Regions from separate parts of the Homo sapiens genome. Here region 2 is linked to region 1. The links are chromatin loops, found by intact Hi-C in ENCODE. Cell type or tissue: endothelial cell of umbilical vein. All regions are shown on one strand. Each heading gives the region's core, and the rest is flanking DNA. Links, peaks and the distances in the headings are about the cores only. Region 1 overlaps CDK6 (cyclin dependent kinase 6). Region 2 overlaps CDK6 (cyclin dependent kinase 6).

Region 1 (13,803 bases), core at 101-2,600:
GGTACCTCAGTATCTTTGTATTTTTGGGGCCTTTATACAATCATTTAATGCTATTCATGAAGTTAGCATTTTTCCTTCAAATGCCTGTGCCAAACACACCTGTATAGTTTAGAGAAACATTCCTCTTTGTACCATAATGGAAGAGTGGGAGTATGTTCCCATCTTTTTAGTGACTTAATAAAATTCTCACTAAGTGAATTATATTCTCTTTCTCCAAGAATCTTTTTTTCCATATTACCTTCACTAATAAAAGATATACATGTTCTGAAAACACCCTTTATTCCATAGAAATTACAAAAAGACAACAAGTAAATGTTAAACATGAGAAGACTTTTATTCGACAGCTGTACAAAGTACAAAACTTAATTTTGGAAATTTTTTTTTAAATCTGTAACTGATAAGATTCCCAATATTGCTTTATTTGAGATCATTAACTTATTTAATACCAGAAGTATTACAAAAATTGCCAGGGAAAGCATCAGGAAGAATAGCTAATGAATACTGGACTTGATACCCAGGTGATGGGATGGTCTGTGTAGCTGACCACCATGGCACACGTTTACCTATGTAACAAACCTGTACATCCTGCACATGTACCCTGGAACTTAAAGTTGAAGAAAAAAAAATTACTTACATCCCCTTCCTGTGCCTCTGATGATATTCCTTCCTTACTCTGACCTCAGTGTTGATAGCATTTAGTAACACTAACGGAACCTCGTGGATTCAGAAACTTTGATAAGCCTAGGGGAGAAAATCAATGAAATGGAGTTGTGGCTTTCAGTCAACAAATAATTACTGATCACTTTCTATGTGCAGACGCTGTCAGTGAAGCTGAGGGATGATGGTGAATGGAAATGGACAAGGTCAGAGAGCTTACAAGCGAGATGGAGAGATAGATCTGAATCAGATAGTCACACAAAGAAATGTCTAGTTAGAAACAGAGATAAATGCAATAAAGGAAAGGGATATGGTTTTATGAGGCCATATGATAAGGCTCAAGAACCTGCCTAGGCTAAGGGCCAGGGAAGCCCTCCCTCCTTACCCAGGTCAAAATGTGGGATGCTTAAAGAGGTCACCAGCATCCTCCTGTTGAACGCGCCTGGATGTGGGCCCTGTGAATGTGCGCGTCATGCAATTCGTGCTTGGGGTGTGTGTGTGTGTTTGGAATAACTCATTCCACGGCACCCAGTTGGCACCACCAAGTGACAAAGTGAAGCAGGACCAGAGATCGGAGAACAATGTCATCTTTTACAGGAGAAAATAAATTGTTTATGCTTGTTTCCTCTTCGTGCGTGTTGTATTTACTATGGAGACCTGGCAGGGTTTGTGCCTCGGCTTGGGCAGCCGAGTAGCTCCCACAGAAGCCTCCAAAAGCTGCCAGTGCATACTGAATAAATCAAACCAAGAACATTACATGAGTATAATGGAAAAAACCCAAAGCCCCGTCGCCTCGGCACCTCAGCGAAAGTGCAGGACACACCTCTGAAGCAGGAAGGGCTCCTGTGACTCCTTCCCCTCTCAACATCTTGCCATGACACAACCAGGTCTGTTTTGTTAAAACATCCAGTTGCCAGTACATATTTCATAGTTAACAATGGAGGGTTTGTGCCGGTTTCGTTTTCACTTTCACCAGTGAGGGAAGTGGAACACAATGGGGGCAGTGCACAGAGCTGGGAACAGGACACGTTTTCTTTAGGATTCCCAGGGCTGGGTACATGGAAAATGCCAGAGCCAAAACAAACATGAAAACCCATCCAGATTCTCCACTGCGCGTTCTCAGTGGTAATAAAACACATTTGAGTTACCATCTGATAGGTTAGCTCTGCCTCCACGGTGAAGGCAAATATCGATGACCACTGTGAGAATTTCTGCCATGTAGAAAGAGAATGTATTCCATACTGCACAGAAAGCTGCTGTTGGTGCATGTGCATGCATGTGGCTATCTAATTGCACCAAGTGGATTTGCGAAGTGAATCAAATGACTGATTCCCTTGTTTATAAAAGATAGTCATTCATTTGACTCACCTAATTCTAGCTCCTTCATAAGTGGTCACTGTTGCGAATTAGTTCTGGACAAAAACAGTTCAACTGTAATGCTACTGCCTGGAGGATGTTTTACTCGGAGAAAGAGCCAGAAGTTCCTTGCTTTTTTCCTACATTTGTTCAGCCAGCATCTATCAGGGTATGATACAGAGAATCTGGTTGTCTGTCTTTCTTTCTTTCTTTTTCTTTTCTTTCTTTCTTTTTCTTTTCTTTTCTTTCTTTTCTTTCTTTCTTTCTTTTTCTTTCTTTCTTCTTTCCTTTCCCTTCCTTTCTTCCTTCCCTCCCTCCCTCCCTTCCTTCCTTCCTTCCTTTTTCCTTTCCTTTCCCCTTCTCCTTCCCCTTTCCCTTTCCTTTCCCCTTTCCTTTCCTTGACCAGGTCTTGCTGTGTCGTCCAGGCTAGAGTGCAATGGCACAGTCATAGCTTAGTGCAGGCTCCAACTCCTGGGCTCAAGCCATCCTCCTGCCTCAGCCTCCCAAGTAGTAGGACTACAGGTTCACACCACCACGCCCAGCTACGTTCTTTTTTTTTTTAAGAGATGGGGGTCTCATTATGTTGCCCAGGCTGATCTCAAATTCCTCAAGCAATCCTCTTGTCTCAGCCTCCCAAAGTGCTGAGATTACAGACATGAGCTACCATGCCTGGGCCTGTTTTTCATACGGACACCCTATATGATGCCATTCAAAATCTCAAAAGCCTGAGGCCAAACTGGATATAAAGACTAAGCATTGTCTTAAGATTAATGAGACCATATGCTTCAGAAAGTTTTTCAAGTAAAGGGCTTCTCAGGGATCCAGAAGATGAAAAAACATTTTGCCTCCTACATTTAACATTTTTGGGAATATGCCTCTGTGCTAGTTTAGGGGCTTCTCTGAAGAGTTCTATTTAATGAGATAATTCCATCTCCCCTAAATTTGCTTAACTCAACGCAAGTGTTATATTCATACTCATAGGAGTATGAGACATGGTCCTTGGAATTGAATATAAAGCAACATTTCAATAATTTGGATTTTTGTGTCCTCTTTAATTCTTTGGACACGTGAGCTGCTTGTATTTTAGAGCTGTCACTGCTTCCTTTTAAGGAAAGGAGAGGTGGCAATATTTTGCTTAGGCTTTGATAATATCATAGTGTAAGTTTCTGAGTCAAGATAATGTTTCTCAAATTCTGTAACATTGGCCATATCCATTTTTATTCACTCAGTCCAAATAATGTATTTTAGCATTTCCTACAGTGCCTTCCTTGCACGAGGTGGGCACTTGAGTACATGGTGAATGAATGAATGAATCCTTACGATTCTCCAGTGCCTAGAGAATGAACTGTAACTCTACAGCATGGCATACAAAGTTTTTTGAAGCTCAGCTCCAACCTACCTTTCTGTCTTTCCATCGCTTCTACCCAAAGTGGTAAGCACATAACATAAGCACATATTCTTTATCAGTTTTTCACTATTCTTTGAACTTAATTGCTTTCACAACTCCCTGCTTTTACAAATGAATCAATGAATGGATTTCCTACTCTGCATTCTCCATGTTGCTGCTTGTGTCATTGCATCATCAATTATAAGCATCCAAAAAAATTTTTTTAATTTGTTTTAGACACAACTTTCAACTAATCTTCCCAATTGCCTGCGTCACTCCTTGATAATAACTTGAGCTCTGAGGGAGTAACATTTACACTTTGAATGTGTGTCTGGGCAGCCATTCATAACCTTCAGATAATTATTGTGCTTCATCCCTCTTTATTTGAGATCACAAACCTTGCCAGATCTCCTGACTTGTGCACTTAGATGTTCTGTATGTTATGCTTTTATTTTAAAGCTAAGATCCCTTGGGATCTTTGGAGAAACCATAGTGTCCCAAGAAGGGGTTGAAAATCTCTGCATTGCAGTTTCCCTTAGTCATTTTATCTAGTCCATTTGGGTCCTTGAGAAGATTAAATTTATGATCCTGTTATCTGTGTAGGTCTCTCCAAAAGTTGAGCTCAGACTTTTATACAATTACTTTGTAGTGCCGGATTTTCTGATGCATTTATTGACTTTATTGCTAATCTTCCCAATGCATTTCTAAATGATAGTCTTTGGCTGCTGAACCATTCCTCTTATTGCTCCTGCTTTCTGCTTTCCCCCTCTCTAGGGATTGAAACCCAGGGTGAGTGACATTGTTGCACCCAGCATCTATCTACAAGGATACTGATGATTTTTAAATCCTTCATAAATTTGAATGTTGAACTTTACTGTTGGCTGTGGAGGAATAATCTACCTTCAAATCTCAGGGAAACATCCAAAAGAGAAAAGGGGAAAGCGTAGGAGAATTTACTTTAGCGCTGCTCATATATTTATTTTGAAGGCTGGCAGAATCTAAAAATGGGGCTGTAAATTTAACAGCTCAACCATAAAAACCCCAAAATAAGGGAGAAAAAGCTCTACTACTTCAGGTTTGGATACTGATATAAAGTTACAAGATTCATTTTCCTCTTCTGTCTTAAATTCTTTTTAAAAAATTTCTAGCACTGTCCTTCCCTTTCTTTTTTCCCATTTCGATTTTTAATAATTACTTTTTTAAATGTTACCAATGCTTTGAAATGTACGGAAGTGTTTTATAAATACATGGCTGGCATATTTCAGTTGATAGATTTCATGGTGACGTTAAATACTATCTGCACCTTATGTAACGCTGGATGATTTCAGTGAGGTAGGGACTGCACATGGTATCAGTTCTTGTGGGAAAATATGCTTCAGTGGCTTACTGGCACTGGTTTTGGAATGTGGCATTTAAAAGTACCTTTTTACAGTGGGAAAGAATTCTGTCAAGAATAAACAGTCTGACCTTGTTAAATGGGCCAAAGTCTGTCTGTAACCTAGTTCCAGAAAACTAGCTTTTACTAGTTTAGAAAAAGCAGATTAGAAAAAGAAAAAAAAAAACTGTAAAACTTTTATAAAGTAAAGCATTTAAAAGCTACTATCAAGAATGTGAAATAAATTCCTAAAATGATGGTCTTCACATATATTCATGAGAATGTCCTTACCTGTCTATAAAATCCCATTTTTGCAGAATGGATGAAAGATCAAGACTACAGTTAGTCAGAAAAGGAGATTTTCTTTTTCCTGGAAAGACAAGACTGGCATGTAGAAGGGAGCTGTGGGAACAGCCATACAACATGGACCACTGTGGGAAACAAGCCCGTTTGGGGAGGTGAAGGAGTAAAAATTCCCAGTGACTCCCCATTGCCCACACACTCAAGTCTGTATACTCTGAGCTCCGGAATGCAGCAGTCAACTGTTCCTAACCTTTCTCTCCATTCTTGCTTTCCCACCCACACCAAACCCATCTCCACACACCCTATGATCTTGCTATCCAGACCTTTTTGCTCCTTCTTGAAAAATCATGCCATTAGATTTTATGCTTCCGTGTCACTAAACATTCTCTCTGCTTAGATTGCCTTTCCCATTCCCAGCCTAACAATCTCCTACTCATTCTTCAAGACTCAGATGCCATCTCTGAAGTCTGCCCAACTCCCCAGGATAAAGTTAAGTACCTACCCTCCCGTGCACTTTTGATTTGCCTGTAATATAGTAGTTCTCATATGGTAGTATCCCCATTTGTTTGACTTCTGTCTTCTATTTTTAAAAGATTAACATTGCAAAATAGCCATTTCAGCACTTCAGGTAACAACACACAGGCACATGGTAGCTGCTCAGTGAGTGTTTATAGAGTATATGTGGGTGGTAAAATAGGAGGTTTCTGAGTAGAGGAGGTAGAGGAGGACTGAGGTTGGGAAGGGATGCTGTTCTTTAAATATTGACTTCCCTGAAAGGTGCCATTGTGGTTTGTATCTGCATCCATCTTGAAATTTAAACACCAAGAATTAAACTTATTTTGTTAGTCACTTTCATTGCTAAAATCTTGTGTTTATATTTAGAAGATATTCTGGAAAACCAAAGTTACTGCATTTTACACAAATGCATGACTAGTCAGCTGGTTGGATATTGTCAAGAGTGCACAAGATCTCAGTGATACTAGTTCTTTTTTTTTTTTTTTTTTTTTACTTTTTTTAAATTTTGAGGACTTAAAACAAATTGACTTGGTATTTAAAGTTATATTTCTTCAGCTTTCAGTACAGAGCAACAGAGTAAATGGAAGCTTAATCAGTGATACTCATTCTAATCATAACCACTTTTAATGTTAAATGACTAATTTATCAATATTAATTTAAGTCAGGGAACATTTTTAATGGAGTTGTAATAGAAACCAAATCTTGGGTTCAAAAAACCAATATAGCTTTAATAAAACTGCATAAATGTTTTAAAAATCAAATATGTAAAATCAAGTAATTTGCATATGGGCTTTGGCAAAGTTTTTCAAAAGCTGCCTATGCATTTAAAATATGATTTACTAGATTAAGATGCATTTTAAAAGACTTTACAGGTTTATGTATATTATGTAAAACTACTTATACTGTCTGGCCACTGTAGTTTTTACTTGATATACATTCAAAAATATTGTATTAGGAAAAGCCACAGATAGCCCATTGTGAATTGTAAAGTGTTAATGTCAACCGGGCGCAGTGGCTCACACCTGTAATCCTAGCACTTTGGGAGGCTGAAGCAGGCAGATCATGAGGTCAGGAGTTCGAGAGCAGCCTGGCCAATATGGTGAAACCCCGTCTCTACTGAAAAAATACAAAAATTAGCCAGGTGTGGTGGCGCATTCCTGTAGTCCCAGCTACAGGCTGGGGCAGGAGAATCGCTTGAACCCAGGAGGCGGAGGTTGCAGTGAGCCAAGATCACTCCAGCCTGGGCAACAGAGTGAGACTCCATCTCAAATAAATAAATACATACATACATACATACATACATACATACATACATACATACATAGGATTAATGTCTAAAGAAGAGAGAAACTCACATGTTCTTATACCCAAACTGTCCACTGTCATGCCTTTTATTGGCAAGTAGATGTTAAAAATGTAGCACAATATTTAAGATTTTGACAAGATTGAATAGTCCATTTAAAGTAAGAAAAGCTTTCAAGAGTGACCTCAGCAATTTTACACAAGTTGAAATAAAATCTTGTCTTTATCTTTTCTTTGTATTTATTGTTCTATCTTTATTTCTATAACGACTTCTTGGTTTTAGGATGTGGGGCTGAAAAACTGCATTTAAAGGTCATGTTGCTGCTACTATATGCACAGTACAATTTGTATTTTCCATCAGCTTATCATTTGTAATTTTTGTACTCCTGTTTTTAAAGGCATCAAATTTTTTCAATAGTCGATTGTAGTTCTCAAGTATTGTTAGTCCCATAATATTTTAGAAAAATAAGATATTCATCAATTGCTTTATTTTTAATTCACATGCATTTACTCAGTAATTTTGTTTTTAGAAATTTGGTCTTAGTAGACAATTTTTTAGAGAGAAATAGCCCCATTTATAAGATAGAGTTCACCAAATCCAGTGGCATTTTTTGCAGGTTCTTCCACATTCCCTTTGTAGCATTTGTATATGCGAGTCCCCGCTCCCTTAAACTCTCATGGTTCTTTTTTTTTTTTTGGGACGGAGTCTTGCTCTTTCACCCAGACCAGACTGCAGTGGCGCTCTCTCGGCTCACTGCAAGCTCTGCCTCCCGGGTTCACAGCATTCTCCTGCCTCAGCCTCCTGAGTAGGAGGCTAATTTTTTGTATTTTTAGTAGAGACAAGGGTTCACCGTGTTAGCCAAGATGGTCTCGATCTCCTGACCTCGTGATCTGCCCGCCTCAGCCTCCCAAAGTGTCACGGTTCCTTCTTCAGTTTTTTTGTCTGCATTCTTTGTTCATTGCTAAAATTATTTTAAAATTTGAACATTCCACCAGTGTGGTGGTTAACGCATGTAATTCCACCACTTTGGGAGGCTGAGGCGGGCAGATTGCTTGCACCCAGGAGTTTGAGACCAACCTGGGCAACATGATAAAACCTTGTCTCTACAAAAAATAAAAAAATTAGCCAGGCATGGTGGTATGTGCCTGTAGTCCCAGCTACTTGGGAGGCTGAGGTGGGAAGATCGCTTGAGCCCAGGAGGTAGAGGTTGCAGTGAGCTGAGAGATCATGCCACTGCACTCCAGCCTGGGTGACAGATAGACACTCTATCTTAAAAAAAAAAAAAAAAAAAAAAAAAAAAAAATTTGACCATTCCAGGTAGGTAAAAAAATGAAAAGGGAAAATCCTCAATGATCCTTCCTTCCAGAAAAAAAGCCACTATTAACAGTTTGTTAAATGAACTTTTATATTTTTTGCTACTTGTATACAACCCTCAGTATGGGTGTGCATGAGGGTGGATGTGGATGTGCCTATAATAGTATACATACAGGTTTTCTGTTTGTTTGGGATTTCTTGTTTACTTGTTTCCATTTATTTATCCTAGGCATTTTGTCCATATCTAACATATATTAGCCTGTTATTCTTTTTCTTACTTTCACTGTGTAAATTTACATAATATTTTTACCCAGTCTCCCAGGATGAACACTTGGGTGGTTTCTCATTTTTTGGCTGCAGTGAACATCTTTGGGCTTATGTTTTTTTCACTGAAATACTAATTTCTTTTAGGATAATTATTTAAGAAATGGTACTACCAGGACAAAGGACAAAGAATGCACATTCAAAAATTTGATAATGCCAAATTGTTCTCCAAAAGGGTTTCAGCTCCTACTCCTGCACTCCTTAACTGAATGTGAGAGAGCTCACTGCTTTGTCTCTCCTGAGTGCCTCTGGCCATTGCCTTTGCTGGCGCTTTCTGCTCTTCCTGTCCTCTAATAAAGCATCCAGCATGTTCTGACTTCAGCCCTTTCTGTGTCTGACTCAGGTCCATGGCTGTAACTTTCATCTCCGTGCAGAGGTGTCCAAGTCATCCGTCTGCCCGGGTCTCCTCTGAGTATCAGCCCTCATCTCTGCTTTTCCCCACCTCTCCATCTGGTGTTCCATGGCAGTAGAAACAGATCATAACAAAAAGATCACTCATCAGCTTCTCCTTTCCTAGGCAATTCTGCTTTGGTCTCCTTTGTTTAACTTCATTACTGGTAATCACCAAAGCTAGAATCTTCAGATTTTTTTCTGGACCCATTTATAGCATCATATATTTAGTTACAAGTACAAAATATCCAATCAAAGTGTCTTGAATAATAATAACGTTTAAATCTGATATAAGAAGTCTGGAGATAGGTAATTCTGCAATTGGTGCTGTTGCTTGATGGTATCATCTTGGTTCCGATAACCGAATATTGGGAAAATACCATTCCTTCTTCTTTGGTTAGTTGAGAGTGTCATCCCTCAGGGCCTCAAGATGGCTGCCACAACTTCAAAAGCATTATATCACATACAACAGTATTCTAAGCAGTAGGTGAGGAAGCAGGGGCCAAAAAGGGTTTTATTGTCTCTTTAATCAGGGAAGACAATCTTTTCCAAAAGCTCTTTTCAAACTTCCACTTTAGGTTTCATCACTCATAATTGAATCCCGTACCTACCCATTGACCAATCAGTCTGTAGATAAGCATATTGCTACCCAAAAGAAAATCAGGTTATGCTAGCCAGGAAAGCAGGGGATGGCTGTTGGGTGAACAACGAATGTACAGGCCCTTCATTAGTCTAGAGATACACCCCCACCAAGGCAGCAGGGCCACTGTATAGGTAGGAACATCTGCTGTTGGTTTCTTTCAGAGGCGCACTGATATATTCACCAATCTCTAATAAAATGTTTTATAAAGCACAGTGCATTTTTCCTTACGTGCTCCACATATGTTGAAAGCAGAAAGCTTTAGAGTTTCATGGAAATGTTGATTAGACTAAGAATGATTGCTTACCACACCCACCAGGACTATGATTCCTTAGATTCCTTAATAATAGCAATCAGCAAACACTTTTTGAGTATGAGCCATCTATCAGCAATCAGCAGGTAACATTCTTCTCAGGCAAATTCAGGAAGCTAAGGATTGCTTTTAAAAACAGTGAGGCAATAAGAAAAATTATGTTAAACTAAGAACTTTTAAAAAGATGTGAATTTCATTAATATTATTTACGTAATTTATATTACATAAATAGTATGTTTGTTATTAATATATTCATATGATTAAAAGTAATATTCAGTATTTGGATGCATAAATAAAATACATATATGTATATATGTGTATGTTTTTTTAGTTACATATATGTATATGTAAATCTGAAGTTGCCTCTACAACTCTTACCTAGCCAGATAAACCCTGGTGAATCTAGGAGACAAGCATTGTTAGATCTAGGAGAGTCAGGGAAGGCTTCTCAGGGGAGCTAATTTTTGAGGCAGGCTTACAAGTGAGGAGGAGTTTGCCTGGCAAAGCACAGGGAAAGGTGTGTTCTAGGTATGGGGTTGAGAAACATCAGCTCATGTTCACACACACAACGGCAAAGCAGCAAGAAGTATGTGGGTTGTTGAGCAGAGTGCTTTAAAACCTTTTTTACCCTAAAAAAAAGCAGTCTACTACAATGTGATGAGTGGATTGGTAGGGAGGATTTGGTGTGAATTAAGAAATTGATGGCAGGGAAACCAGCGTGGAGGCTGTTTTAAGAAAGATGTGTGACGAGGGGCTACGTGAGAGCAAGAATGAGATGGGACAGAAACTGGAGGCTGTTAAATGTAGATCCGGGGAAAACATGTTCATGTCAAAATCTGATATGAAATTTACTTTATGAGATAAATAAGAAATAAAAATATATTTATTTAAATCAAATAAGTGTCTCTGGTCATAATTGCCTTCATACTGTACTGTTGTGGATGTGTCCTGACACATGCTCAGAACATAGTAGCCACTACTGATGTAATCACTACTATTTTTACTGGCAGTGGTATTGAATATGTATAGTAATTTCTCCTGGTATGATTAACATTTTCATTCAAAACGGAACAAATTGTATAATGAAGAATCTCTATATGACATCTCACTAGTAGTTGTATAAATCAGAAATTTTCTAGTGGTTTAATGTTTATCCCAATTGTAATTCAGATGAATCTATCATGAAATGACTTTTTTTTCTTTTACAAACAGAGCCTTTTAAAAAATATATTTCTTTTTATCAGGACTTAAATGATAGATGTTTTACTTTATTGGGCCTAAAGTGCCAGTGACATGGTTATGTTCTAATTAATTAGCCACCTATCTTTCTGTTTCTCCTTTTTCCTCCACATAATCCAGATTTTGCTAAAGTTGGCAAATTGTATACCTCACTTGTGGTCGTTATATGACTAAACCCTAATGAGGGTTATGTAATGTAAACAGCCACAAAATACCATAATTTACTTTTTTCCTTAGACAACAAGCACCTTGAGGGAAGAAACGGGCGTCACATAGATTATGCTCACCAAATAGCAATTGGTAATGATGATGCACTTTGAAGCTGTTTATGTCTATTATAAAAGTAATATATACTCATTATAGTCAAATTTGTGTGGTCTTGGTTTATCTCCATTCTCCATTCTTGGTTCACCTCATCCATTCATTTCTCTAAAATGGTAACACAGATTAGTTTCTCAATTTCAAAAGTCAGATAATCAAACTGGGGTTTCAAAGAAAGTTGTAAATTAGTAAAGAAAAGCGTCAAATTTTTTTTCAGCCCTTTTTCGATTTTTCTCTCCTTGGGGCTAATTACCTTCATTCACCCGTCTTCCCTCACTATTCCTAAAGAATAACAAGTTTAGAAATTAGATATTGGATATAATCCAGTAAGAGTCTGTTCAGTTTGAGGATTTTTTAAACAACTAAATATGCCTAAAAATTTCATCATCACCACTGTGTGTCTTCCTCCATCTGCTCATCTGCTGCCCATAATATCATACACTTGATAATGGCTGTTTCTCTTAAGAGAATAATGTCATGTTCTTGAGGCCAGAGATTGTTAAGTTGGAAGAGTCTGGGAAGACAGCAGAATTTAAAACATTATATACCTAGCATTCTTTCTAATACTACATTTATTTATCTTGTGAGAGAGAAAGAGACTGTGAGTGTGTGTGTGCGCATGCACGCACGTTTTCTATATCTCATCAGGTATTTGTGAATAAATAGTTCACACCCTTCCAAGAGAATAAGTCCTTTCTTTTCTTTAAACAGTGACTCCATTGATGTTGTTTTAGAATTTCTTCCCTTGTTTCTCACTTCCTTCTTGGCAACATTGTTTCTGAAGTCTTGAATTGATTCAAGTGTTCCTGGAATATTACTTTTTCTCTCCTACCATTTTCAAATATAGGCAAAGAGATAATTTTTTTGAAAAACATTGCTTCCTTCAAAAAGCAGTATAACGGCTATTATACACAGTATAATACCACAGTACATGGTTAAAGGGACGTATTCTGGAACCAGATCTTTTATACAAAGTTATTTTGCAACTTAACAAGCTGTGTGACCTTAAATAAGTTCTTTAGCCTCTCTGTATCCTGGGTTTCTTCTCTGCTAAAATAGAGAAAATGACAGTACCTATCTTAATAGGATTGTTGTGGGAATTAAATGAGTTAATACATGAAAAAGTGAAGTCCTATAATTAAATTATGTAATAGTAATACTCATCTTTGAACCTGAATATGAAGACAGGTAAAGAAATGAATATAAACCAATGAAACCATTTTATTACTGTTAATCAGTTACTTAGAAATCACTTTTACTAAAGTTTAGATTACTAACATCTTAGGGAGACCATTCTCTCTTTTTTCATTATTATTTCTCAAAAGAGAGAGTGTTTCTGGTATTCCTGAAATGATTATGCTGAAGAAATCTTTCCATTATCAGTTATTTAAACAATGTTGAAGTCTGGGGAAAAATAAAATGTATTTTTTCCAAGGCTACACACGTATCTATTCTTCGAATACAGGAAATTGAATGCACAAATCCAGACAGTTGCAGAATTTTCACTGAGAATCTAAGAATGAATCAGTGTGTTATTGTGAATGGACTGTATAGGCAGTATTAATTGCTTTGCTTTCAGGCACCATATCTCAGTGTGAGATCTCAGAGTCCCAGAAATCCAGTGGTGTTTCTTCAGTCTTTGTTCCTTGCTTACTTTCAACCACTAGGCAAGTAGTTGAGGATGGCACAGAAAAATTGAGTTGTGGCCCTGGAGCACAGACCTTCATGGTTGTGCTTTTCTTCTTTACCACCCACAGGACAAATTCTACAAAGACAAGAAAATTGTTTTTCACGAAGGACATTTTGTGTATTTAATCTCTATAGAGTGGAAGGCAGATGACTGGAAAGTAACAGCTCATTAATTATGAAAGTAAATTTCTTTCCCTACTGTAGTCAAAATTAGCTTTTTTAAAAAGACAGGGTCTCACTGTTTTGTCCAAGCTGGAATGCAGTGGTACAAACACAGCTCACTGTGCAGTCTCAGCCTCCTGGGCTCAAGGCCATCCTCCCACTTTGGCCTCCCAAAGTTCTGGGATTACAGGTGTGAGCCACCACGCTGGCCAAAATGAGCATTTTAATGTTATTTCTGTACTGAGCCATTTTGTATTCCACCGATCACTTCCTCTTGGGAATAGGTGGTAGTTAATATTCAGAAAGGTTCATTTCCCAAATAGGTTAGATTATTCTCCAGTGAATAAGTGACTCATTGTACTATGGATTAGGAATTAATGTCACAGATAACATACACTTCTTTCACATAGTCTGCTTAAGATGTGTCATATAAGAACTCTTTCAGCTATTAACCTTTCAAGAAAGTTAAAAGAAATTCCTGAGGCTTTCAGCCCAGCCCTTGTATAACCTGCAC
Region 2 (16,116 bases), core at 7,832-10,331, 92 kb before region 1:
TTTGTTTATTCATTCACCTGCTGATGATCATTTCTGTTGTTTCCAGTTTAGGGCTGTTATAAATAAGGCTGTTGTGAATATTTGTGTACAGGTCTTTGTATTGATATGACATATGCTTCATTTGTATGGTAAATACCTACAGGTAGATTGCTGACTGGTATGGCAATTGTGTATTTAATTTTTAAGAAATTGTCAAACTTCTCCAAACTGGTTGTTCCATTTCCAGTGCTAGTGTATAAAGGTTCCATTTGATTTGCACCCTCCTGAACACTTGGGACTGTCAATCTTTTTATTTTTAGTCATTCTATAGTGAGTGTGAACTAATAACACATTGTGATTTTAATTTGCATTTACTTGATGACTAATGTTGTTGAATATCTTTTCATTTGGCTATTGACCATTCTGATACCTTCTGTTGGGAAGTTTCTGTTCAAATTGACCGTTTTTTAAAATTGAGTTATCTTATTGTATTGTAAGAGTTCTTGAGCAGTCTTTTGTCAGCTACATGGATTACAAATATTTTCTTCAGGTCTTTGGCTTACCTTTTCATTTCCTTAATGCTTTATGTCAAACAGAATATTTTAATTTAACCTAAGTCCAATTCATCTTTTTTTTTCTTTGATAGCTTATGCTTTTTTGTATCCTATCTAATAAATATTTGTTTACCTCCAGGGCATATAGGATTTTTCCTATGTTTTCTTCTAGAATTTTATAGTTTTTGCTTTTATTTTAGATTTGTGATGCATTCAAGTCAAGTCTTTGTGTTTGGCTTGAGCTAAGAGTTCAGGTTCATTTTTCCTGTATGGATATCCAGCTATTTCCGCACCATTTATTGAAAATACTTTGCTTTCTTCATTTTGAATTACCTTGGCAGCTTTGCTAAACATTAGTTGAGCATATACATTTGGGCCTGTTTTTAGACTCTTTGTTCTTTTGCATTGATCTATATATCTATCCTTTTGCCAATGTCATACTTTGATTACTATAATGTATAGGTCTTAATCAGGTAGTATACATTTTCCAGCTTTGTTCTTGTTTTTCAAAATTGTTGTTGCTCTTCTTTTGTATTTTCATATAAATTTTAGAGTCAGCTTGTTAGTTAACACAAAAATTCTCCTATTGGGATAGCATTTAATCTCTATTAATTAGGGCGAAGGCATAGATATTGACACTGACTTCTGATCACGAACATGGTGTATCTCTTCATTTATTTAGGTCTTTAATTTCTCTCATCAGAGTTTTGTAGCTTTTAGTGTAATGCCCTTGCTTGCATTTTATTAAATTTATCTCTTTGCATTTAATGTTTTTGGATGTTATTGTAAAAGGCATTGTTTTTTCTTTTTAAGTGTTTGTCATTGAGAGCTATAGTCTTTTTTGTATAGTGACCTTGTGTCTTGTGATCTGAAAAACTCCCTTATTAGTCTGGTAGCTTCTTTGTAAATTTTAGTTTTTTTACATACACAGACACATCATCTGAGAATAGACAGTTGTACTTTCCCCCCTATATATATATATGTCTTTTATTTCTTTTCCTTTCTTTTTTTGCCCTGGCTAGAACCTCTAGAAAAATGTCAAATAAAAGTGGTGAGAGCAGATGTTTTTGGCTTGTTCCCAATAATAAGGAGAAAACTATTCAGACTTTTGCCCTAAAGTATGATGTTAGCTGTAAGTTTTCCTAGGTGTCCTTTATCAGATTGATGAAGTTCCCTTATATTCCTAGTTTGCTTAGAGAGTTTTTCATGATTGGGTACTGAATTTTGTCAGTGTTTTTTCTGAAGAATTGAATTGATTATTTTTTTAAAAACTCTGTTATTGTGCTGTGAATTATACTGATTGAATTTTGAAAGTTAAACCAAGCTCACATTCCTGGGATAAACCCTACTTGGTCATGATGTAGCCTTTTTATATATTGCTAAAATTTTGTTAAGAATATTCATGAATGATATTGGCCTATAATTTTTTTTATAATAACTCTGATTTTTGTTCTGAGGTAATGCTGGCTTCATAAAACGAGTTGAGAAGTGTTTCTTCCTCTTCTATTTTCTGAAAGATTTTGTGTAGGATTGGCATTCTTTCTTTCTTAAACATTTAACAGAATTTACTAATGAAGTCATCTGGGCCTAGCATTTATTTTTGAGTAGGTTATTAACTACAAATTATATTTTCTTAATAGATATGAGACCTTATAGGTTAGATCACCTTTTATAATTTTGTATTTTTCAAGGGATTTGTCTATCCTAGGGTTTTTTTGGGGGGGTGGTAGTTTATTGGTATAGATTCTTTAACTCCTTATCTTTTTTAATGTCTGTAGAATATGTAGTGATGTCCACTCTTTTATTCCTGATATTGGTAATTTGCATTTTCCTCTTTTTATCTTGACATACAGATAGAGTTTTGTCAGTTTTATTGATGATAATCCAGTTTTTTGTTTCATTAATTTTCACTTCTGTTTGTCTGTGGTCTCTTGATACTTATTTTGTTTTTATCTTCTTTTCCTACTTACATTGGGTTTAATTTGTTCTTAGTTTTAGCTTCTTAAAATAGAAGCTTGGATCTTCAAATATATGCATCTTCCCACAAATTTGAATATGTTGTGGCTTAATTTTCATTCAATTTGGGTTATTTTAAGCCATTTTTAGTTATATATTCTTTAATCCATGGATTCTTAAATTTCCAAACATGTAAGGGATTTTTCTAATTTCTTTCTGTCTAATTCTGTTGTGATCAGAGAACAATTCTGTATGATTCTAATACTTTTTAAAGATAGTAACACTTGCTTTGGTCCAACATATAGCTTATCTTGGTACTTGTTCCATTTGATTTTTTATTTATATATTTCCAATTTTCTCCTCACTGTGTCCATGTTTTCCTTTAAGGCCTTGGGCATTTTTGTAGTGTTTATAATAGTTTATTTAATTTCTTTGTCTGCTATTCCATAAGTTCTGTCATTTCTGAGTCTATTTCTATTGACTGATTTTTCTCCTGCTTATGGGTCATGTTCTGTATGGCTGCATGTCTAATAATGTGTTATTGGATGCCAAACATTGTGACTATGACATTGTCAACTGCTGGATTTTGTTCTACTCCTTTAAAGAGAATTGGATTTTGTTCTGGCAGGCAGTAAAGTTATGTGTGGTTCAGTTTTATACTTCCAAGGCTTATTTTTAGTTTGTCTCTTTTGTTGTTGGGGAGAGGATCTAGTGTATGTAGGCTTTGCTTCCAGGCTAGTTTAGCCCTACTAAGACATTACTCTTTTGTAGTCTCTCTTCTTTGGCTGGTAAGGAGTTTGAAACATTTTCTGCCCTCTGTGAGCTCTGGAATCATTCATCTTACAACTCCTTGGTGATCTTTTCTCAGAAGCTGACCTTTCTTGACTTCATGCAGTTCCACATGTGTAGCTTAATATTCAGCCAGGGACTCAATAGACCCCATGTAGATTTCTGGAGCTCTTCTTCAGTATTGTGTCTTCCAAATTTTAGCCACTTTGGCCTCCTTGTCTTCTCAACTCTGATCTCTGCCTACCCAGCTGGGCAAGACTACAGAATTTACAGAACTCTGAGGTTCCTCCTTCCTGTACCTGTGGTCTGGAAATTGCCTCCAAACAGAAAGCTAGGGCAATCTAGGGCTCACCTCATTTGCTTCCCCTCTCTCAGGGATCACAGTCCTCTACTACCTATAGTCCAATATCTGAAAGCAGTTGTTTCATATGTTTATCTAGTTTCTAGTTGTTTCTGGCAGGTAAGAAGTCTGGACCTTCTTGCTCCCTTACTGCCTTGTATGTCCATTAGTTTTTATAAAGACTGGTTAGCTAGTAAGACTATTAAATAGGATCTTTTCCTCCCTGCTGGCTCTCATTTCTGAGTAAAATTTTTGGGAGACTTGTTTGGCATAGGAATCTTGGGATGGGAGTATGCTTCACAGGCTTTACTTTTGGGTGGCTGGAAAAATGGCTGTCAGGATGTGGAAAAACTCTCAAATGTCACAATAAGAAATGGTTTACTCCAAGATCTTAGGTACAGGGATGGCAATAGGAATGCTAACTGGTGCAGTTACCCTATATACAGACATTTAGTTGACTCCCCTGAATGTGGGAAGAAAATGGCTGCCCTTCTTCCTCCCTTTTTCCATTGCACCTGTTGACTCGTAGTCCAGCTTCTGCTTCCTCCACGGTGCCCTCATGGCTTGTTCTAGGGCAGTGGCCTCCCTTCTAGTAAAAATATTTGAGCATGTCACTGATATTCACTGAATTATAAAAATTATGTACATATACAGATATATTATTATATATTTAATAAAAATAATGATTTTGAAATGAAGGGGTACAAAATACCTAAAAATAGAAGATATTTTCTTAATACATCTCCTGATTATATGTTCTTCACTTTGGAGACTACTATCTCTTTGGTGACTTCTTCCATCACCTTATTTCTGTTTATTTTCAGTCACCCAGCAAATTTACTAAATTCTCTCCTTTTTGTGTATGTGGGACGCCCTTTTGTAATTATGGGTTTATTTCTTTTACTGAGAAAGAATGGAGGCAAATATTTGTGATAGGTCCACCATTTTGAACTGGAAGTCTGATTACACTTCTTAAAATAAATTTTTGAATAATCAAAATGTCTTTTTTTTTTTTTTTTTTTTGCAATTCAGTTTGCTTTCCTGGTTGGGAGCAGAAGGGCTGCAGCCCAAGAATTGCTTATTACCTGCGGGAAGTTTTTGTTATGCAGCAGTTCTTAAATTTGGGTAATGTCAAAGGGCATGTGAACCAAGGAAGTTGTCTGCTAATTTCACCAGAAGCAAAAAAGTTTAAGAACAGCTGCTCTGGAGAAATATTGGGATCACATGAGATATACTTTTCCCCTATTTATTCCACATTCCTTAATTTAGAGGACAGTATAACCATCTGGAGAGGATCCATAATTGAAGAAAGAACATTGTTTCATTCTTCTGTTGCTGATTGCACCTGGCTATATAAATTCATTGTCATCTTCTAGGTTTTCATACTGTTGATATACCATCCCTGAAACCAACAGCTGATATAAATTGTAACATAGAAAAGCTAATTTGACATCATATTGGGAATGTTAGCCAATTGATTTTTCTTAAGGGAAACAAACTGAAAAAATAAGCCCACTATGAATTAATTCTTTGCAGGAAATTCCCATGTCTGATTATTTAAAAGAATAAATTCTGCATGCAAATGAATCATTACAAGCTTAATTGAAGCTTGCGGGATACTCAAGTTTACTCACTGTGGTGTGTTTTTGATGGAGACAGGAAGTGAAAAAGCAAGGTCTATGAGACTTTTTTTTCCTATGAAGTCTCAGCCAGTCTTTTAATGTTTCTCATTGAGAAACTTTGGTTGGGAGGGTAAATGACTCAAGGTATCTATTGCTGCTTAGCCGTTTTTAAGGGGGCATTTCCCCCCATGTTCCTCCCCTCCCCAAAATAGCTAATTATGTACTGGAAGTTTCAATACATTGTTCACAGTTTGTGAAGTCAGCATATTTCTGGAAGCTCACTGTGAATGTAATTCTTAACTGTACAAATGCTTTTGTTTCTCCATCTCTGCAGCTAGCTCTGTACTGTAAGGACACAATTCTATCGCTATTTTTTCCCTCACATTTGATGTGGTAGTTTGCATACAGCTGCAGAGTAGACAGTTACCTTTGAAAGGAACATTTGGCTGCTCTAATTTGATTAAAGAAAACCACCTCAATCATTTCTAGACTGAGAACGTTTTCATTTTAACTTGGCAGTAGGAGTTGGGAATGTACTCATTGCACTTAGATATGTGGGGGACCAGTTAGGGAACAAAACCAACTGCTTGAATGAAGAAAGCTTTGGTGCATTTTTTTTTTAAAAGCAAGCAGTATGATTCCCTTTCTGTTTCCCTCTCAAATTCTCTACAACCTTGATTTTCACCTCCATCTTCTTTTCACGGTTATTTACTTTGTAATTCCAGTAAACGAATTCTGGCAGGAATAGACTGCTACCCTAAAGTGATTTGTGATTTAAAGGACTTCAGGGTCCTTAAAAATTATCCCATTTTACATAGAAATAAAATCCCAAATCATGAATTACTATGAATTGCATATATTTTCTTGGCCACTGTTGAGAAAGGCAAAAAAAGTTGTTAGATCATGGGTGTACAGACCAAGGCTGGGAATTTAGTTGTAACTTACTTAGAAGAAAATTGCTCCTTGTCAGAAGGCTGCAGTCAACTCACATATATGCCCTTTGTTTCTGACATAGAAGAGGGTCTGATCACCAAATTAGTATGACAATTAAAAATAAATTCTGGTGATTGTGAATTGGCATCAACTTTATATATGTTTTTAGAAATGATTGAGCAGTGGTTAATGTCTGTACGGTAAACCATGAACAAACTTTTGAACCACAGCTCAGTAATTCAATATATGATATCCTTGTGAAAGGTACTGTGCTGTCATCTTAAAAAGTTTGAGTGTGGGCCAGGCACAGTGGCTCATGTGTGTAATCCCAGCACCTTGGGAGGCTGAGGTGGGAGGATTGCTTGAGGCCAGGAATTTGAGACCAGCCTGGGCAACGTAGTGAGACCTCATTTCTACAAAAAATATTTCCTAAAATTTAGCCAGGTATAGTGGCACTCACCTCTGGTCCCGGCTACTCTGGAGGCTGAGGTGGGAAGATCAAGGCTTGAGCCTAGGAGTTTGAGGCTGCAGTGAGCCATGATCACACCACTTGACCCCAACCTGGGAGACAGAGCAAGACCCTGTCTCAAAAAAAAAAAAAATTGAATGAGAAAATTTAAATTAAAAGTCTGAAGCTACACATGGGCCTCAGAAATAACAAACACTATTACTTATTGATTATTGGATATTATTGATTACCTAAGAGAGGAGGTCAAATGTGGGTTCACATTCCAGTTCTGCCACATGACTATGTGTCTTAACCCCATTATGCTTCCTACCTCTAAGCTTCAATGTCTTCATTTGTAAAATTAGGACACATATTAAGTGATGTCTCTGAAGTTAGGTACCTTTTAAGTGTTTTGTTTTGTTTTGTTTTGTTTTTTTGAGTTGGAGTCTCACTCTGTTGCTCAGGCCAGAGTGCAATGGCACCATCTTGGCTGATTGCAATCTCCACCTCCCAAGTTCAAGCGATTCTCCTGCCTCAGCCTCCTGAGTAGCTGGGATTACAGGCACATAGCTAATTTTTGTATTTTTAGTAGAGACAGGGTTTCACAGTGTTGGTCAGGCTGATCTCGAACTCCTGACCTCATGATCCTCCAGCCTTAGCCTCCCAAAGTGCTGGGATTACAGACATGAGCTGCTGCGCCTCGCCCTTTTAAGTGTTTGATACTTGTCAAGTACTTAGTTGCCTTACTTATTCCTCTCCTTCAGAATATTTTGTAGGGGGGTGGTTTTGTTAATAGGATTGGTGGCAGAACTTGACAAAATCTTCAAATTCTAATATTATGTGCATCTCTCATTCTCTTGGACAAAATGATTAAGTCCATTAGGAATCTCTCAAGTCTGCCTACTTTTTCTCTGGTTAAGTGTGACATTATATCAGGTAGTAGTTGCAAGGGCAAGGCATAGGTACTACGGACATAGGAGCTGTTCAACAAATGGTTGCTATTAGATGGAGTTACACTGTCATCTTGAATGCCACCTTCTGCCATCTTCAAGTGCTATAATTATTTCCACATTTAATCTCAAGACTGTTCACTCGAAGCCACCCCAGTTTGTTCTTCCTTCTGAGAGTCAAAGGCCAAGAAAGAATCTTTTCATTTTGTTTTTACACACGGTAAGGAGGGCGTAAATATTTTCAGCCACGTGTCTCAGTGTACAAGGATGGTGAAGGGACTAAAACGATGTTTGCCTAAAGTACCCTGCTACATTGGGGTTTGAGCACTCAGGATTTCTAGTAGATACAACATTATAACTGTAGTTGAATCCCAGGCTCGTTCACAATGCTTATTTATATAGCTGAAGAATGTCCAATGAGTAAAATACTGCAGAAAGCAATGCTGGAGACCTGTGGAAATTCTATGAGAAAATGCTGGGTACTGATTATTTATGTTACTTCAAATTTTCTTTCTCTCAATAAAGTATTATTTTGATATTTCTCCTATATAATTGCCTTTTTTTTTCTTTGGCGCTGGGGGGGTTCTCATTCTGTCACCGGGCGCGATCTCGGCTCACTGCAACCTCCGCCTCCTGGGTTCAAGCAATTCTCCTGCCTCACCCTCCTGAGTAGCTGGGACTACAGGCACGCACCACCATGCCCAGCTAATTGTTGTATTTTTAGATGGGGTTTCGCCATGTTGGCTAGGATGGTCTCAATCTCTTGACCTCGTGATCCGCCCACCTCAGCCTCCCAAAGTGCTGGGATTACAGGCGTGAGCCACTGCACCCGGCCTATAATTGCTTTTTTTGAAGTATATTTATATAGCCCTTTACTATTGAATTCTGCCCATCTACTTACTATTACTGTTTATCTTCTTATGTCACTTCCAACCTGGGTGACAACTTAAACATTCAAATCCAGTAAAATTATTGTATGTTTCTAATAAAATGCATAGAAGCTAGCCTGAGACTGAAGTTTTGTTTTTTAAAAAATATGTAATGAATTCATCACTTCTTTTCGTCATGACAGTTGTCTACTTCTTAAGTGCTGTTAATATAATTACGTTCACAGCAGCAGTGAGGGAGACTGGGGGAGGATTGTTATTCCCGTCTTGCAGATAAAGAAACAGACAACGTAAATGACTTGCTCAAGGTCAACTGTCTGCTGGCAGAGTCAGGACTAGACCACAAGCCTTTTGACTCCAGGGTGTTATTTCCCCTATTATATAGTTTTTCTACCTAATACTACAAGTGTTTCAGTCATGCAAAGGTCATTTGGATTTGACTGTTTTAGTAAGACCTGCTTGGCAAATTAAATGCACATAAACTGCATGCTGACAAAGGCATGCTGTTTATTTGAAGAGGAAGCTATCTTGACTTACTGGAAACTAGAGGTATAATGGCTTAATTCTGACAGATAGTAAATGATATACATATACACACACATACACACGCATATATATTTTCAAACAATCTATTTTCATAGCCATATCTAGAGACCAGCATATAGAATTGACAGTGTTAAGTAGTGTTATTTGTTAGGGTTCATGCTGCTTCTCAACTTGGTGGCAGTTAGCTTTCCATGACCTACCCTGCGTTACTGAGAAAAGGATGGAAGAGTAGCAGGTCAAAGGAAGTACGCATACCTTTGAATCTGGCACCAGAAGTGCTGACGAGGATGTTGCATATGCTCACGATGACTCAGCACTTCCTGGTTTCTCTTTTCAGCCACACTCTGGCTAATGATATCGAATGACCTTGGTTCAAACTGAGAGTTTCAGGGAACCTTTGGTTTCTTCATCATCAAAAATTTGCAGTCTTTCCTTTCTGTTTTTAATTAGTTAATGGTACTAGGTATGAACCATTATATTTCACACTGGATTAGATACTTTTTGTTCTTAAGATGGTCACAATCTAAGGAAGTAGCTTTGACCCTGGACTATAAATAAATATACCCTTACCTCTCAAGTAAGAGCAGTCCTGCTATAACTCATTTGGTCTTTTATTGTTTCTGTGCAACCTAATAAGTAGGGCAGGAGTGGAAGGAAATGGAGTTCAAACTTCAGTTGCACTGTTTGCAGCTTTGGTTTTAGGAAAGGCTTAGTGACCAGTAAGGCCAAGTAAGGGAAGGTAATTGTGGATCTGCCCCTTGGGTCCCTCATCACTTTCTGAATGGTCCAGAATAGGTCTACCATGAGTGAAACCAGATTGTCGTTGTCAATTAGTTTTATATTTAGGATCAGCCACAATTTTTAGACTCTAAAATTATTAACATTGAGCACATTTGGAGATGAAAATTTTCAGAAAACATTGAAAGTTCCAGGAAACCTTGAAACTTTTTAAGCCTGAGTTTTCCTGGGCTATTGAGAGTTTCTCCATGTTGACAGCCAATTTGTTTTACAATTTATGAAACAATTTAAAAACCATTTTATAGATTATCTAGATATATTTCTTTAGAAATATATCTTCATTATTAAAGGAAATCTTAAACCAGTGGTTTGCAGTGAAGGAAATAGCTATAGTATAGCAAAAATATGCCTATATTTAAAATACAAATATTTATTGTTAAATGTGTTTATGTGTTTTCATCTTTACAGAGGCCTCTAAATAGCCAGGATTTCTGGCCCTTTAACTGCTTCCAAATAAGCAAAAGTAAAAATTCCTACAGAAAACATAGCCCTGACCTTTTTGCACATGTAATCCAAACAAAAAGTTAGCTTTGAAATGGAGTCTTGTTACATAATCATACTGAAAATATGCAGTAATATGTATTCCTTTGAATATCTTTCATTCAGAAACATATTTTTGTTTATTTGACTATCCTCCCAGCTGAAAATGGGTTATGTTCTGGTTGTTCATCTAACCACCCTACCTCAAAATACTTGAGAAATCACATGAAGAATTTCATTCCAAAGCATACAATTTTCAGAAGGGCTCAGGACATTGGAAAATTGCACATTGGATTTAACTCCATTGATGATTTAAATAAATAGCAAATAATGCAAGAAGATAGATAAACAGAATATACAAACACAGTTTTTACTAGGCAGAATACCTGTCCAATTAATAGTGAATTATTTAAGCAGCATTTACTTTATAGAAGGCACTTTAAGTGAATCATTTGTTTCAGATCTGTCTGTAACATTTCTACCAAACTATTTGGCCGACTATACCTTATGGTATCAAGCATTCTAAATGTGAGAATACTGGCCAATATAGGCAAAAGCAAAGAAACCTCCCTCTTTTCTTGTGTGTTCTCTCAGATGCTGCTATAGAAATCTGAGAATTGGGAGCATATGCTTCAGACTGCAGGCTTCTGATGCTGCCCCGCAGCAACACAGTAACTGGCATTTTGGTTCACTTTGCATTTTACTCATCTGCTGATTTAATGAGTGTTCTGTGTATTGAGCAATAGCAGGAGTTCTACTTAACTATCACTAAACATAAAGAAGAAAAATACCATATGAGGTGTCTAGTTTTTTTTATTTTCTTTTTAATTTACAGGGGAGTCATCTGTTAACTTGCGTAATTGAGGAATAGAGCAGTCCAGTTAATAAGAAAGCTTAGTTATTAGAAAGTTGCCATCTCTTCTGAGTCCCCTTTTCAAAGGATTAGAATGTGATAAAATACACTTAACACTAAAACTCATAATTTAATCTTTGTTGAGCATTGAGAAGATACTTCAAGATATATCCTTTATTGTACCCTAATAAAATGGTAGTTATGATGAATGATGCCTATGCTTGCTACTAGAGAATTATAGTTAATAAAATTTTCGCTTGGTTATACCGTTTGACTGTTCATCATGATAGATAAGAGAAGGCCTTGTGTCATGTCCAATGGAAACACGAAGTCAATTGCTGAATTATGCTTGGTTAGGTATAAAATTTCACTTTTTAAATTTATTTATGGAGGGAAAGGTTGAGATAGTACTAGTGAAGGGCAAGCAGGAAGTTTAGGTGGAGAATAAAATAATGAGAAACCAGAAGAAAAATAATATGTATTTATATCTATACCTATTATATATATTGATATATATCTATATAGAGAGATGCAGAGTTAAATACATTTTATTTTTAGATAGATATAAACTTACATATAATTATGTAGATATATTTATAAGGAGATGTGTATCTATGTCTAGATAAAGAGATGTATATCTATCTATATCTAGATAGATATCTCTAGATACAGATATATAATCTAGATATCTAGATATAGATACAGAAATCTGGAGATATATACATCTCTCTATCTAGATATAGATATCTCTAGATATAGATATACATGTCTCCATATAGATATAGATCTACTTTCAGAAAGTAGATAGAGTAAAAGATGACCAAATTAGAAGAGATCAAATTAAGAAAACAAATGATTTCTTAAAGTTTTAAAAATATCATGGAAGGGTAAAAATTCATATGGCAAAAACTTCTGGATCTAGAGGCTCTCAAGATTAGGTAGAAAGAATAAATGAGGTTAAGGGGAACAGAGGACAGGTGGTGAACAAACCAAAAAGTTCAAGGGAGTGATACAGAATTAAAACTAGTTCAGCTCCAAAATTGGTATAAGCTACAACTTCAGTATGGCTTATCTTAAATTGTTGACCTCTTGCCCAAAACCTAAATAAATGTGTATTTGTTTGTCCTCTTCGTATTATGTCTCTTGTGGGAAACACAAAGTAAATTTTTCTTGCATTCATCTAGCTTATGGTCTTACGGTAGAAAAATATGGATAAAACAGTTGTTATCAAAATGAAGAAATGCAGTGAAGCGCAGGTAAAGGCTCACAGCCTTTCTGTCTAGTGCTCTGAATGTCAGAGTGAACAAAGGAGTTGTTATACTTGGCATGCTAACAAGAGAAGTCGGTCTGTTCCGCATGTTGCAAAATTTCTATTGGTTTTTATTGTTGGCATTAATATACACGATATCCTGTGCCCGTCATCTGGTTACACAGACATTTTTGTCATGTTATAACATGAACTGACTGCTTTAAATGTATAGGTAAGTGGTAATCAATTTACAAAATTAGGTTCTTCATTCCTCCCTGACATCCTCCACTCCTTCCCACCAGGGTCTGCCTCTTTGCATGTGGACACGTGCATATCCATTTTGCACTTTATTACATCGTTTTATAAAGATGCTAATAAAGTGATAAGTAGTGATAAAAGTAAAGGGATGGTGGGGGGAATCACTGACAAAACAAAAGATCACTTCAGAATCTACAATTGTACATGTTTTAACGGGCGTCTTTGATAGTCCTGGATACAGGCTCAGAACACTTTACTGAATTTTGGGAGAGTTGGGAACATACTTCTATTTATATTCATAAGTATAGGAAGAAAAGCCCCAACTATCTAGGTTTATCTCACGTTGAGGATTAGAAGCTTCTGTAGACAGTGTATTTCAATCATGCTTTTTTCAAGAAGATAGATTTTTTAAAAACTTATTTTATTGTGGTAAATAAAGGTAATATACATAACATATGTGGTCAATAAACATAACATACAATTTACAGTTTTAATCATTTTTAAATGTATAATGCGGTGACATTAAGTACATTCACATTGTTGTGCAACCATCACTGCTATCTCCAGAACTTTTTCATCATCCCAAACTGAAATTTTGTACTCACTAAACAATGACTCTTCACTCCCCTTCCCCTACAAGAAGATACATTTTTAAATAACATTTTAAAATCAGAAGAGAACCGGTAGGTAGTTTATGCCATAGCCAGTAACCTTAGGGTTCAGATTGGAAATAATAGAGACCCACTGAAACTAGCTCAAGAAAGAGGGATTTTATTGTACGGGGGGAACAAGGTTCATGAGAATCATTACACTTCTGGTCTCCTGGAACAGGGGTTCTGGATACCAGGAGCCTCTGTGGAGTGCTTTAGGATAGTTCTTAAATCGTTTCGAAGTTTTACTAAGCCTTTTGAAGCCATGTAGGTGTTACTAGACCGGTATAAAACTGCATGCCAAGACTTCATGGTAGTTTTTTTTTGGTCATAACATCCTTTCCAATTTCAACTATAGCACATCATGATTACACTGAGGGAGTTTATGAAGAGTAGGTTTCATGGATGAACATTATCAGTCTTGACCATAGTGACATCTTGAGCTCACTCATTTTGGTGGGAAAATCATGCTTTCAGAGTGAAAAGTTGGAACAGCATGACGGAAAATGGATTTTTATTTTAAACCATTGAGAAGAAATGCTGTATGACTTTATGATGGCTAGGAGATACCTTACATATAATTACCTCACAAGCTGATGCTTTTACCAACTAACCCCCAAAGCAGCATCTCTTTGATCCTGAGTGACTTGAGCCAAGGGAAGTGGCAACGTGATGGTGGTGAAGGGTGTGGAGTGGGCAGATTACATGATTCAGTCTCCAACTCATCCCAAGTCTAGCCATGCCCCTCTTAGTATGCCTACTTTAAGGGCATAGGCTATGTGGCCAATTTTCCTTCATCGAGATTTCAAGCTCTTTGAATCAAGAGAGAAGGCAATATGTTTATTTAGAGGTTAAGAAATTATAGGCTTTCAGAGTTAATAGGTTATCTAATTTTTCTACTCATTCGTTCAGTCTTTGAACCTAGAATTATACAAACAGTACATGACCAGTATTTGTCCCCCAAGATCACATTACAGCAGTGGTCTTGAACCAGGGGTGAATTTGTTCCCCAGGGGATTTGACAGTCTTTGAACACATTTTGTTTATCACAACTGGGGCGGTAGAGTTTATAGATGTTACTAGTGCTGCGACTACTGCCACTAACATCTAATAGGTAGAGGTTATTGATGTTAAGTATCCTGCAATGCACAGGATGGCTCCCCACAACAAACAAATTTCAAAATGCTGATAGTCCTGAGATTCAGAGCTCTGCATTTCAAAAAGACACTAGTTAACAACAATTTGTAGAAGGCAAAAAATTATAAAGGTCTGCAGCATAAATTGGAAAAAACACATAAGTCCAACCATCTAGCATTAACAAGCTCACATTCATATAATTAGCACTCCTAATATTAGTATTTTTCATTACCATCAATAGGCAAGAAGAGGAAAACCAAGAGTAAGGATAGTCTTTTCCCACAATTGTTTGATTGGGAGCGAGGTGAGATGGCTGAAATGGACGGAGTTAAAGACAACTGGAAAATGTGAGATTTCCTTAAGAGTGTGGCTCAGAACTAGAATCCACGGTGAAGGTTGTTGAAATTGTTGTTGATTTGTTTTGGTTGGCTAAATTTGTGAATTAGTTGTATTTGGACCCTGCTAGGGAATCAGGGGTTTAAAAAAGGAAGCTAACTAGAATGAGGCCTAAGGAATGGGTTAGCTCAGTGACTGGTTCTTATAAGAGGGGATGCATACCCTCAAGTGAAAGGGTCTAGGTAATTCCAGGCAACCAAGACCTCAAATCAGAGCTCCCTCTAAATTATGAATGCATTGCCTCATCTCTGTTCTCAATTGTCCTAATGTATATGGTTGGTATATTATGTTTTATATTTTTCTTTTCATGCCTCCATTTATAAAATGTCACTAATCTATATGAGGTGATCAAATGAAACAAACCAGTGGAGAAGTGACTCTTAAGATTAATTAAGGTAGGTAATATTGAGATCTATGAATACGGTAGATGGCTTATATAGGTTGAGGCTTTACTTCTTTTTCTACTCATCCAGACTTGAACCTTGAAGATTAATTTATCCTACTTGTCATAGTTTGATATTAACCAAGTCTAATAGATTTTCCCTTTAAAACATTTCCTGGTGCCCATTTTTTCCCCCTTTTCATACTGTCCCGGGAGTCAATCAATATAAACCTGTATGAGTAACTTTTTTCTCTCTCTCGTTTGGGTTATGTTCCAGTTCATATGATGCCTTCTTCCCACATCACACATGTGCCCCAAAATGGTCTTGAATGTCTACCATCTCAAACCCAGACTTTTTGATTTGTGGTCCAAAGCTCTTCGTGATCTGTATCCGTCTTACATGTTCATGTCCCACACTGTCCTCTAAATGGGGACTCTGCCCTCATGGCTCTCAAACGGAGCCTGCTTGCTCTCTCCAACCAGCCTGGTTCATGTGGCTGCCCTCCATGGCTTACTTGCTCTTCTCCTTGTTACCTATGTGATATTCACTCATCTTCAAAGGTTGCACCTGGCTGTCATCAGCTCCATGGGAGCATTTCTGAAAACTTTAGTACTAACGTTCACTCCTCCCTTGTGAAGTTTATATCACCTGGTTTAGTGTTGTGTTATATCTTGTCCTACAGTGTCCTTAGTTATTCACATGTGCATGTCTTCTTTCCTCATCTATAGGGAAAGCTCCTTGTAAGCAAAACCTGTGACTTATTGAAGGTTCACATACTGCTAACCATATTGCAAGTACTTAATAAGTGCTTATTATGTGGTTGATTGTGCAAGATAGCCTATTTCTTTAAAAATGTCATTGAAATGATATGTACAAATACAGTATAATATTAGTTATTATACAAGAAG

Evidence for each region. A loop is a pair of places that touch in the nucleus more often than their neighbours do. Peaks named below come from ENCODE experiments on the same cell type or tissue, not always from the same donor. Only the 100,000 strongest peaks of a DNase experiment are listed, where the experiment ranks them.
Region 2: it touches region 1 in a loop (5-fold over the local background); 5 of 110 quality-filtered maps call a loop at or near these places.

The regions. Positions count from the first base shown.
Region 1 is chr7:92,705,950-92,719,752 of GRCh38, reverse strand. All of the region lies in intron 4 of CDK6 (cyclin dependent kinase 6), which reads left to right. Among named protein-coding and RNA genes, the nearest start is that of FAM133B, 120 kb to the right of the region's middle. RefSeq lists enhancers at 1,506-1,805, 1,826-1,875. In endothelial cell of umbilical vein, for the core only: no CTCF peak of the experiment used is centred there; a DNase peak (open chromatin) is centred at 1,642; H3K4me3 peaks cover 1,147 bases; H3K27ac peaks cover 1,664 bases.
Region 2 is chr7:92,803,081-92,819,196 of GRCh38, reverse strand. The region is part of intron 2 of CDK6 (cyclin dependent kinase 6); the gene reads left to right. Among named protein-coding and RNA genes, the nearest start is that of CDK6-AS1, 25 kb to the left of the region's middle. RefSeq lists enhancers at 9,018-9,127, 9,243-9,387, 9,578-9,627, 8,616-9,815 and a cis regulatory region at 9,310-9,320. In endothelial cell of umbilical vein, for the core only: no CTCF peak of the experiment used is centred there; a DNase peak (open chromatin) is centred at 9,376; H3K27ac peaks cover 1,837 bases.